Regions from separate parts of the Mus musculus genome. Here region 2 is linked to region 1. Evidence: chromatin loops called from intact Hi-C (ENCODE). Cell type or tissue: left cerebral cortex. All regions are shown on one strand.

Region 1 (5,000 bases):
TTTCTGACCTGTAGCATACCAGCAGCATCCTCTAGTTACCCTGAGTCTGGTTCTTCACTCTAGACAGTGTGATGGTTTGTATATGCTCCACCCAGGGAGTGGCGCTATTAGAAGGTTTGGCCCTGTTGGAGTGGATGTGTCACTGGGTGTGGGCTATAAGACCCTCATCCTAGCTGTCTGGAATATTCCACCTTCAGATGAAGATGTAGAACTCTCAGCTCATCCTACCTGGATGCTGCCGTGTTCTCGACTTGATGATAATGAACTGAACCTCTGAACCTGTAAGCCAGCCCCAATTAAATGTTGTTCTTATAAAAGTTGTTTTGGTCATGTACTGGCTGGTTTTGCGTGTCAACTTGACACAGGCTGGAGTTATCACAGAGAACTGTGGGGGAAGTGCCTCTATGAGATCCGGCTGTGGGGCATTTTCTAGGTTGGTGATCAAGGTGGGGAGGGTCCCGTGTGGGTGGGACCATCTCTGGGCTGGTAGTCTTGGGTTCTATAAGAGAGCAAGCTGAGCAAGTCAGGGGAAGCAAGCCAGTAAGTAACATCCCTCCATGGCCTCTGCATCAGCTCCTGCTTCCTGATCTGATTGAGTTCCTGTCCTGACTTCCTTTGGTGATGAACAGCAGTATAGAAGTATAAGCTGAATAAACCCTTTCCTCCCCAAACTTGCTTCTTGGTCATGATGTTTGTGCAGGAATAGAAACCCTGACTAAGACAGGTCATGGTGTCTGTTCATAGCAAGTAAAACCCTAACGAAGACAGATGGGATCATGACCCTGCTTGCCAGGTGTTAGAAGAACAGTACTCCAAAACACTGAGCCAGAGCAAAGAGACCTGACAGCAATCCATGGAAAGGCTCCTGTCCCTACAAGGGTTCTGGGCCAAGGCGACACTCGGTATGGACTCCCCTTTGGAATGTATATGGAGCCTGCTGGAGTGGGGCCCACTGGAGCAAGGCTCAGGGTGCTGATGAAGTACAGCCTTTGCTGGCCAGCTTCCTGTGCCAAAAGTAGATAGCAATTTCCGTTATGGGTCTCTCTAGGAGGAGGAAGAGGAGCCAGGACTCCTAGCACAAATATCCCTCCAGAGGGAGGGCCTGCAGTGGGGGTTGGCAGGGAGAGCTGCCTCTAGACACACACTGCATTTTACAGAGCTTTGACTCCAGCAGTTGAGTCTCTCCCTTCACATGGCCGGTATGAGGGGCTAGGGTACTCTATGCTGCTTTGTGTGTTGTTGCAGGTGGAGAGGACAGACAGGGACAGGCAGCTTACAGAGCTGGCTATGGATGCTTGGTCACTGCATGAAGACAGTATGAGGACAGTGGTAAGTCTGAGCAGGGTTCAGCCCTCAAGACCGAGACCTGGCCCACATTCACATGCTGCCTGCATAGGCAGAGTGCTGGGACCCCAGGGCTTTCTCTACCTGTACCAATAGACCCTCTCAGCTTCTTTCATTTTGTAATAGCCAGGGGTGAGGCCACTCAACTCATAGGAAGCTCTCCAGTCCTGGAAGGCAGAGCTTTTGTGCACAGACTGCAGGTGCATTATGATAGCGATTCTTCACGTGACCTGTGGTAGGCGCTGTGACGAGGCTTAGAAGCCTTCCATTGCGGGACATATGCACCCGTGCATACTTGGTTCACACTAGCCATGGCATGGTCTAGGCTGGGTCTTATTTTGTTGCCAAATCTCACCGAAGCATTGGTGGGGTGTTTGCTTTGTTGTTTGTAGTCTGTAGCTAGCTAGGGTCTATCCTGGGCTCTGCATGCCCTTCTCTGGCCATCTATGGACTTGTCCCTCCTCACTTACCATTCACCCACCCGTGTGTGTGCACCTAGGGGTGTGCCTGGCCATCACAGTTACCTGAGCTCACTGTGGTCACTATACCAACAAGCACTATCCCTAGCCTGTCTCTGCTGTGAAAAAGGATGCTGGGGAGGGGGTGGCATGTCAAAGACACAGTGAAGGAAGGAAGGGAGAAGATTTGGGTGAGGGTATAAAAGGAACCTATATGGGGCTGGACTCCTTTTCTAGCTCTTAGTACTTTGTTGGGGTTCTGTGGGCTTCACGTGTCCCTCAGGGCCAATGGTCTGCATCTGGATTCCAGTTCATACTGGGGTCTAAAGGGTTCTGCCTGCAGAGGTCCAGGCTTGTGCAGTCCCAGTGTTTGGGAAAGGAGGGACCTCCTCTCCTAGCTTCCCAACCAGACTCCTTGAGTGGCTTAGGCTGCCCCCTGCTGGAAGCTCTGGGAAATGCAAGAATGCTGAAGCTGGGGTTGCAGGCATCTGGTTGATTTGTTAGGTAGTCTGACCATAGGACCACCATGGTCTGGGGACAGGAAAAAGGGAACCAGTACTGGGCCTTACAAAGTAGTAGGGCAGGCCTGTTCAAGATGGGCCCAGGGGGGCTGCTAGAACCCAGCTACAACCCATATTTTGTTTCTTTTCTTTCACTATTTCAAGTTGTTTTACAATTGCTACCTGTTAACTCTGTCCTTCCCAGGTGACTCAGGGGTCCAATGAGTCAAATTAAGTCCCGCCTCAGAGGACCATATGGAGGGCAGGCACCCAGGGCAGGACAGGACAGGACAGGACAGGACAGGACAGGACAGGACAGGAGTTGCCTCCCTACCACTGAAATAGAACCATGCTGCTTCAGGAAAAAAAAAAAAGACTACAAAGCTGGGTTTTTAATTCTTTTTATTGAAGAAAAGAAAAGGAGAGAAAAAATAGATTCCCCACCCCGCTTCTTTCCAGAGTGATCTCAGTCCTGTCCCGGGGGGGCTGGGTCAGGACCATGCTCTCTGCCTGGGTCTGAGAGGGGCCCAGGGTCCTGGAAGGGAGTGGGGGGTCTGGCTGCTTCCCAAGGGGTAGGGGTGTCTAAAAATCGGAGCCAGGCTGGTGGGCCACAGGCAGTCCTCTGCAGTGGTGGCTGAAGTGGGCATCCTGGGGACGCTGGCCACACCAGGCCTGTCCGTGTTCACAGCAGCTCGCCTGCCTGCCTGCCCGGGCTTGCCCAAGGAGGGCTGAGTCTGAGGCACCATCTGGCCTCTGGATCCCTGTGCCCGCCGGCCATGCCACCTCCTGTCCTGTGTCTGGCTCTGGTCCCAGCACCGCGGGCCCTCTGCCTGGCCGCCTCTGAGCGCCCTGAGGCCGGGGCTGGACCCGGCCCGCCACCGCGAGCGCGTCTGTGCCCGTCCTATGGCGGAGCGGGCAGAGCAGCATCCCACCTCCTGGCCCGGTGTGGGGCCACGGCCCGCCCGCTCAGACCTCGGTCTGGAGGTCAATGATGTCCTGGCCAACCAGTGGGATGGTGGCACCCGCCTTCTCCCACTCTACGCTCCGCAGCTCCAGTGGAGACGGGGGCAGTGGCTCCAGCTCCTTTTTTACCCAGGCAGGCGTCCCGTGGGGCTTGCGGAGGCTCTCCCAGGCCCTCTTGTTGGGAGTCTGCTGCTTCTCTGGCTACTCAAGGCCAGCGGTGTAGTCGGAGCAGAGGAGGAAGAGAGAGAAGGGCTCTTAGGAAGGGATTCCCAGAGAGAACAGCAACCCACGCATCCCACAGCCCGAATCCAGGCAGTAGCTGCAGTTTCCATGATGGGGTCAGTGCTGTGGGGAAGGACACTCTGGAACCTGCCAGACAGAGCCAGGCTCAGGATCCTCCTGCCCTGCCCTTTGCACATCTGAGAAGGGACAGCTAGCCCAGGGAATGTGACTGGAGCAGAGCCCGTGCTTCTGACCTTGCTGTCTGCGCCTGGCACCTCCTTCTCCTTCTCAGCCGCATGCTGCAGCTTCCGGTTCAGGTCCTGGAACATGTCTTGGTGTCGCTTCCGTGTGTGCATGATCTTCTGTGGGTTGGGGCCAGGAGTCCTGAGCCCGGATGGGCATCCACAGCCACCCCTTCGTCCCACCTGCTGTTGGCCCCTGCCTTGAGCCCCTCTCCAATTCCCATTGCTGAAATGGCCCTAGTACCCAGCCTCTCTGGTCAGAGAGAGGCCCCTGCACTTACCTCAAAGTCCAGTTCTGCATACCGTGATTTCCGCCGCTGCAGGAGAAAGGGGTTGTGTGCATGGGCAATGTGTTCCCTAAAACTTCCTAGACCACAAGTCCAGGCCCTCTGGCCCAACAACTGGGGAGACACCAGCCTGCCTTCAGGGGACATGCTGAGGGTGCACCAAGTACCCAGGTTGCCTGTTCCCTAGGGACCAGCCCCAGCTCTGGGTTTGGAGGGGCTGCTGAGACTGAAGGGAAACCCTTGACAATGATGGAATAAGGATGGGGTCTCTGTGAGCAGTGAGGACTCCCACCCCTGCTCCAGGCCTGTTTGCCCTTGCTCTCCCTCTGCAGTGTCGAGCTCAGGCAGGCCACACAGGTCACATGGTTGGACCCCCAACAGTGAACTCAGTGCTGGCTGCACCTAACAGGTAGAAGGCTAGATGGTGGCACATCCTAGTGTGGGGCAGGGGCTCCCTAAGGGTGCCATCCTAGCCTCTGCCCCTTGTCCTAAAGGCTGAATAAAGTACGGGGGGAATACAAAGCACTAGGCTAACCACAGACTGTTGTGTGAAAAGATCCTGTCCCTGGGCTAGCCTTACCCACTTCTGACATACCCAGAGCCCACAGGGCAGGGAAGTACCAGCCCTTGGCTGGGGTTCCACCCATCTCTGCCTTGGCAGACTCTAAACCATTCTCACCTCCAGAGAGCTCACTGACAAGGTGGCCACGTTCTCATTCTTGGCCCCAGCACCTGAACTGGGTCCCGGGTGGGCCGCAGGCTCCCCCGTGTCCCCCAGGCTGGGAGGTGCAGGCTCCAGGGTGGGTGGTGGGGGTATGGGCTGTTGGGGTGGAGGGGGTGGTGGAGGTGGCGGTGGTGGGGGCTGGACAGGGGGCACCTCAGGGGGTGCACCACCTGGGGGCTCACGGGCAGGTGGGCTTCGGGTAGGGAAGCTGGCATCAGGTGCCATGCTAAGGTGGATGAGGCGGGTTTGGGGCATCTGGT
Region 2 (5,000 bases), 110 kb before region 1:
CTTCAGCCTCCTGTGTATCAGCATTAGAGACATACACTGCCATGCTTGGTTCATTTCTGCTTCCTACCACGAGCTAAGCTATTGTTCCACTGATAGACAGGTTTTGGGCACTGGAATGTCACACTGCCCTGGCTGCTCCTTTCCCACCGCAGAGCCTTTTCTCTCTGTTTATGTGTCAAGAGACCTTTCACATCACCTCTCACTTCCTGGGAGGAGGTTAATTTGTCAGCTCTGATAGCAAGTAGAGTGAGATTGCTCCTTCATTACCTCTAGGTGTGCACAAGGAGCTCATATCCACAGTGCCGTCCAGTGAGAGGCAGATGCTATTTCCGGGTTGTGGTTTCCTCTGCCAGGGCATGGTTACCTGAGCCCTACCTGGCCCTTTGCTGGTGTCCAAGGAAGATCATCCTGCTGGCATCTGGTCAGAGAAGGTTGTCCCCTGCTTATGAGGGCCTGGCTAGGACCATTCTCCCTCACCGGCACTTGCTGCTTGGTGGAAGAGCAGAAGTATCCTGTCACAGCCCTGTGTTGTCTCCATAGAAGTACATCCACAGCAAGACAAGCCACAGCCTTTGTCCTGTGGGTGGAGGGTGGGCAAATTGGTGGGTTAACTGGGAGAGTGGGTAGAAGAGGGGGCTGCTGCTCTACCCAGTTACCCAAGTAGAAATCAACTCAGGCTCCCCATGACACTGGACCTGGGTACCACAAGAAACCGGGTGAGGCCTGGGAGAGGAACCTCGATGGGGCTGTGATGGCTGCTGTCACTTTCAGTAAGACTGGGTCTGAGATGATCTAGAAAAGAACCCAGAGGGAAGGTCCAAGTCTGGGAACTGGAGCTGTGATCATCCTCTTGTGAGCCTGGACTTGGTGAGAGGACACCTTGAGCTTAGTGAGGTGGAAGCTGTGACGTGTGGGAGATGATGGGGCTGTGGAGTGGACTGCCATTGGTCCTGGCTCCAGCTCTTTTACATGATGGTCCTTTGCCTGCTTGTTCTTGCCTTCCATCAGCCCCACCGCCGGAGCATTCCTTGCATCACTAACTAGTGTCATGCTGTCCTTGATCATGGATGGGACAGTAAGTTTTTAAGTAAGGAGTTCAGGGTTCCCTGTTGAGTGCTAGGGCAAGCTGCAGACTGGCTAAATATAAGGAATTAATCAGAGATGCCTTTGTGGTTCCAAAGATTGTAACCCCCAGCTCGCAGAGAGGCTTAGGTTTCAGGGGAGGGAGGTAAATAAGGGTGTGGTGCCCCCTAGGAGGAGCATCCTCAGGCCAGAAAGCCATGGAAGCTCTTGTTTGATGTGGATAAGGGTCCTGAGGCCCCTTAGGGATGCTGAACCCTCTGGCTGGGGTTGATAGAGCTCCCTCTGTAGGGCTCCATGCCCAGGCTCTGTCCCTCCATCGGTGAGATCATAGTCTCAGCCTTCAGTGCCATCCTGCCTCTGCACCCCAGTGCCAGAGCCAGCCCATGGAGGAGCTTGCCCAGCTGAAAAGAGCTGCCTCTGAGAGATGGAGAACTTTGTCCACAACTCACAGAGGGCAGGAGGTAGAAAAGACAAAAGTGTTTGGCGGCTAAATACATGAATGAAAATGTTACTGTGGAACTCAATAGAAGCATCACCCTCTAGAAGTGTGTCCCCTACTGGCATCTCTAGTGGTAGTAAATTCACTGTGTGCTCCTCAGCCATTACAACCCTCATTCCTATGTTCCTTGTCATCTGTGAGTCAGGCCAGGCTGCTGCCCAGAATGTGGAATTGACTCTACCCTATAACTGGGGACAGGCATGTGCCCTACAGTCTGGGCTTCCTGGGAAGCAGGCCACAGTTAAGCTTAGGGATTCTGGGCTGTGGCCTCCTGAAGAAGGATTCTGGGAAGGTTGGAGGAACATCAGACCAGCCCCTATGGCTACCTCAAATGGGCAGAGAAGCAATGTGGAGCGGAAGGACAGACACTAGGGGGCCCTCTCGCTGCATGCCACCTCTGCAGACGTGCCGCCAGAAAGTTGGCACCCTGTGCTGAGAGGGGAAGAGACCTGTGGTACCAGAGGGAACCCTTGCTCACTTCTGTGAACCTCCCATCCACAAGATCCTGCACACAGATGTACTGCTAAGAGACTCTTAGAACAGACCCATCTGTAGCCCCTGACTTTCCAACAGGAACACCCCACATCCTCTCACAGTCCTGTAAGACTAGGCAGGCAGGTTTGTGCTTGCTGAAGGCTACACAAACTCCCATGGCTTCCATCTCTGTTTTAGTAGCAACTATACAAGCAAACCTGAGCATGCTGAGACTCCTTGAAGGCTGAAAATTCTGCAGCCAGCCACCTACCTGTCCCCCTTCCTAGGAAATCCTACCCTGGTGGGTATTTAGTATTTGTGGCTGAAGGGACCCACAGCTCTTCAGTGCCCATTTTCTACAGTTTTCTACAGGCCCTGCTTTGGCTGCCTGGTCCCTATATACTGTATCAGCTCTGTGTCAGGCTCCACACTGTAGCTTGGCCACTGTGCCATCCATCCACAAGGTCACACTCTGCTAAGCAGTTTCTCTTGTGGTGGGAAAGCCAGGCCCTCAGCTGCTGTCCTGGTCAAGGGCTTCTGAGCCTTTCTTACTAATTGGATTTTATGTGCTGACATTAAGTGGCACTGTGGGCTGACATGCTTAACTTCTTACTTGATAAATGGAATCAGAATGTCATTGTGAGACTTTAAAAGCTTTATGAAAGGCTAGTTCTGCCCATTACCATGCTCAGCATCTAATCCTGTGTTAACCTCTGAAGACCTCCAGTGTCCTCTCTGACCTCCTCTCTCAGTGACCTGACAACAACCATATTTTCCAGACCTCGTCTGAGGCTTTCTCACCCCATTCCCTATAAGGCTGAATGGGGCTGGCACTGATGTTGCTGCAGTAAGGTTGTGGGTCATTTCCATCTTGAATCCTGAAGGACCTGACAGGAAGCTGTGGAGGGTCACTGACTATGAGGCATCTCAGAAAGACATGCTTCCCAGGGCATAAAGAGGAGTGGAGGCTGATGGGGCTTGGCAGGTGGGAAGCTGCTGTTTAATGAAGCCAGAAGTTCTGTTTTGGAAATGTGTAATGATGACCAAACAACTGTAAATACAGTGATGGCTGGAATGGTGCCTCATGGTATATGTGGCCTAACCAGCTAGACCCAAGGAGGAAGTGTTCACTCTGGAGTCTGGAAATGGGACAGGAAGCTTCAGGGAACAGGCTGGGGCCACTAGGAGCCCCAGAATATCAGGAAGCCTGCAGGGGTCAAAGAGGAGCCAGAGTCACCCATGGGAGTGAGAAATCACACAAAGTAGAAAGGGAGGGAAGAAATTCCTGTCTGCACTTGTGTTTCTCACTTCCCAGTTCCCAATAACTGTGCTCTTTGGCACAGCTTATGAGAAGCCAGCAAAGCAGGCTGGGAAAGGAACATGAAGAAATAAAGTCAAGGGGAGAGAACACTGAAAAAAAATGTCACATCATAATCAAAGGCTGGTTGTGCATGTGGCTGCCAATGGCTCCAGCATCAGAGGTGCCTGGCTTTGTTTCTTTCCTTGAATTTGTGGAGTATCCAGTTAAGGGCCTGGAGATACCACTGTACATACAGAAGAAATCCACTATGGCCCAGGGACCAAGTCAGAAGGCAACATGAGGAGAGAGGCCTCAACCCTTGTGTGTTTGCCATGGGCCCAGGGGAAGGCAGGCATCAATTGAAAAGTACAAGCCAGATGTTCACAGACATGGTGTCAGCCATCCACTAGCCTAGCTATCTACCCATCCTTCACATATTCTTCCCCTTGACCTACTACACACGCTTCTATCTGCCTACGGATATTTCTGTCCATCCAGCTATGAAACACATGTATGCATCCAATCATCTATCTGCTTATCTTTCACCACCCAAGCATCGTCCATCCACCACCCACCCATCGATCATCTGCCATCCACTGTCACCTATAGCTAGCCATCCATGTATCATACAAACATTTTCCATTCATAAATCCATCTGTCCTGCTTATCCATTATTCACTGATCCCTCTACCTATGCATCCACCCATCCATCCACCCACCTATCCACCTATCCACCTAGTCCTCAACCATCCACAATTTATTTATTCATCCATTTATCCATGTCTGCTTATTCATCATCTATGCATCAATCTATCATCTATCTAACATCCATGTATTATCCACCCATCTACCTCTCTGCTCATCCATCGTCTCTTCATCTGTCTTCAGCTACTCTTTCATCTTCCACCCATTCACCACCTATCCATCTATGCACCTGACACTATCACCCTCACTGAACAGCCTGCTATCATTGTTATATATCTGCCAAACCCCTTTCAGAGCCTACTGGATTAGAAAATTCTTCCTCCTGTGAACAGGTGAAACCAATTCCTTATCTGCACTTCAAAGAGGGGTTCATAATGCTTTCGTTGCCTGTCACCTCCTGAGTCCATAATCTCACCAGCCTTCCTACCTTACAGATGGCGAACAGACGCTACAGATGGAGCCTGAAGGCTTGAGCAGCCAGTTGAGACCAGCCTGAGCTGTTATATTTGCTACCTTCTTCTGTTTGGATGACTATTCTGGGCACAGGCTGTGCTGGGCTTACTGCATACTATAAACAAGAGTTTTCTTGCCTCACTTGCAGATGGGGAGCCTGAGGTCTGGAGTAGCTGGGTCCCCCATGCCACTTCACCTAGCTCCCACTGTAGAGGTAGACAACCTCTAGGCCTCCCAAATCATTTTGCAGTCTGCCCATTGCCCCTTGAAAGTCACTAGGCCAGTGTCTGAAGAGATGGAGCCACACCCAGCCCATGGGATGGAGATAGGCAGTGGGCCTCCAGGGGGGTCTGAGGCCTTTTAGTGAAGGCATGACTAGGTCTTGGCCATCTATTCATCTAGGCCTGAGTCTTTATTCCTCCTGTGAAGTAGCTCATCTTCCTAGACCACTCTTCAGAAGCTTTCAGAATTGACCTCCTGCCTGGC

Evidence for each region. A loop is a pair of places that touch in the nucleus more often than their neighbours do. Peaks named below come from ENCODE experiments on the same cell type or tissue, not always from the same donor. Only the 100,000 strongest peaks of a DNase experiment are listed, where the experiment ranks them.
Region 2: it touches region 1 in a loop (6-fold over the local background); 31 of 42 quality-filtered maps call a loop at or near these places.

What each region holds. Positions count from the first base shown.
Region 1 is chr15:74,587,153-74,592,152 of GRCm38, reverse strand. Adgrb1 (adhesion G protein-coupled receptor B1) reads right to left here. Exons shown (of 31, transcript NM_174991.3): 28 at 4,696-5,000; 29 at 4,011-4,046; 30 at 3,742-3,849; 31 at 2,689-3,466. The coding sequence ends at 3,269. Among named protein-coding and RNA genes, the nearest start is that of Mroh4, 47 kb to the left of the region's middle. In left cerebral cortex, CTCF peaks have their summits at 1,567 and 2,238 (motif pointing left); DNase peaks (open chromatin) are centred at 2,246, 3,116 and 3,537; H3K27ac peaks cover 3,290 bases.
Region 2 is chr15:74,699,004-74,704,003 of GRCm38, reverse strand. Jrk (jerky) reads left to right here. Exons shown (of 2, transcript NM_008415.6): 2 at 1-1,592. Gm32994 (a long non-coding RNA gene) reads right to left here. Exons shown (of 5, transcript XR_003951652.1): 5 at 1-577. Among named protein-coding and RNA genes, the nearest start is that of 4933427E11Rik, 7.7 kb to the left of the region's middle. In left cerebral cortex, a CTCF peak has its summit at 1,953 (motif pointing right); DNase peaks (open chromatin) are centred at 1,957 and 4,567.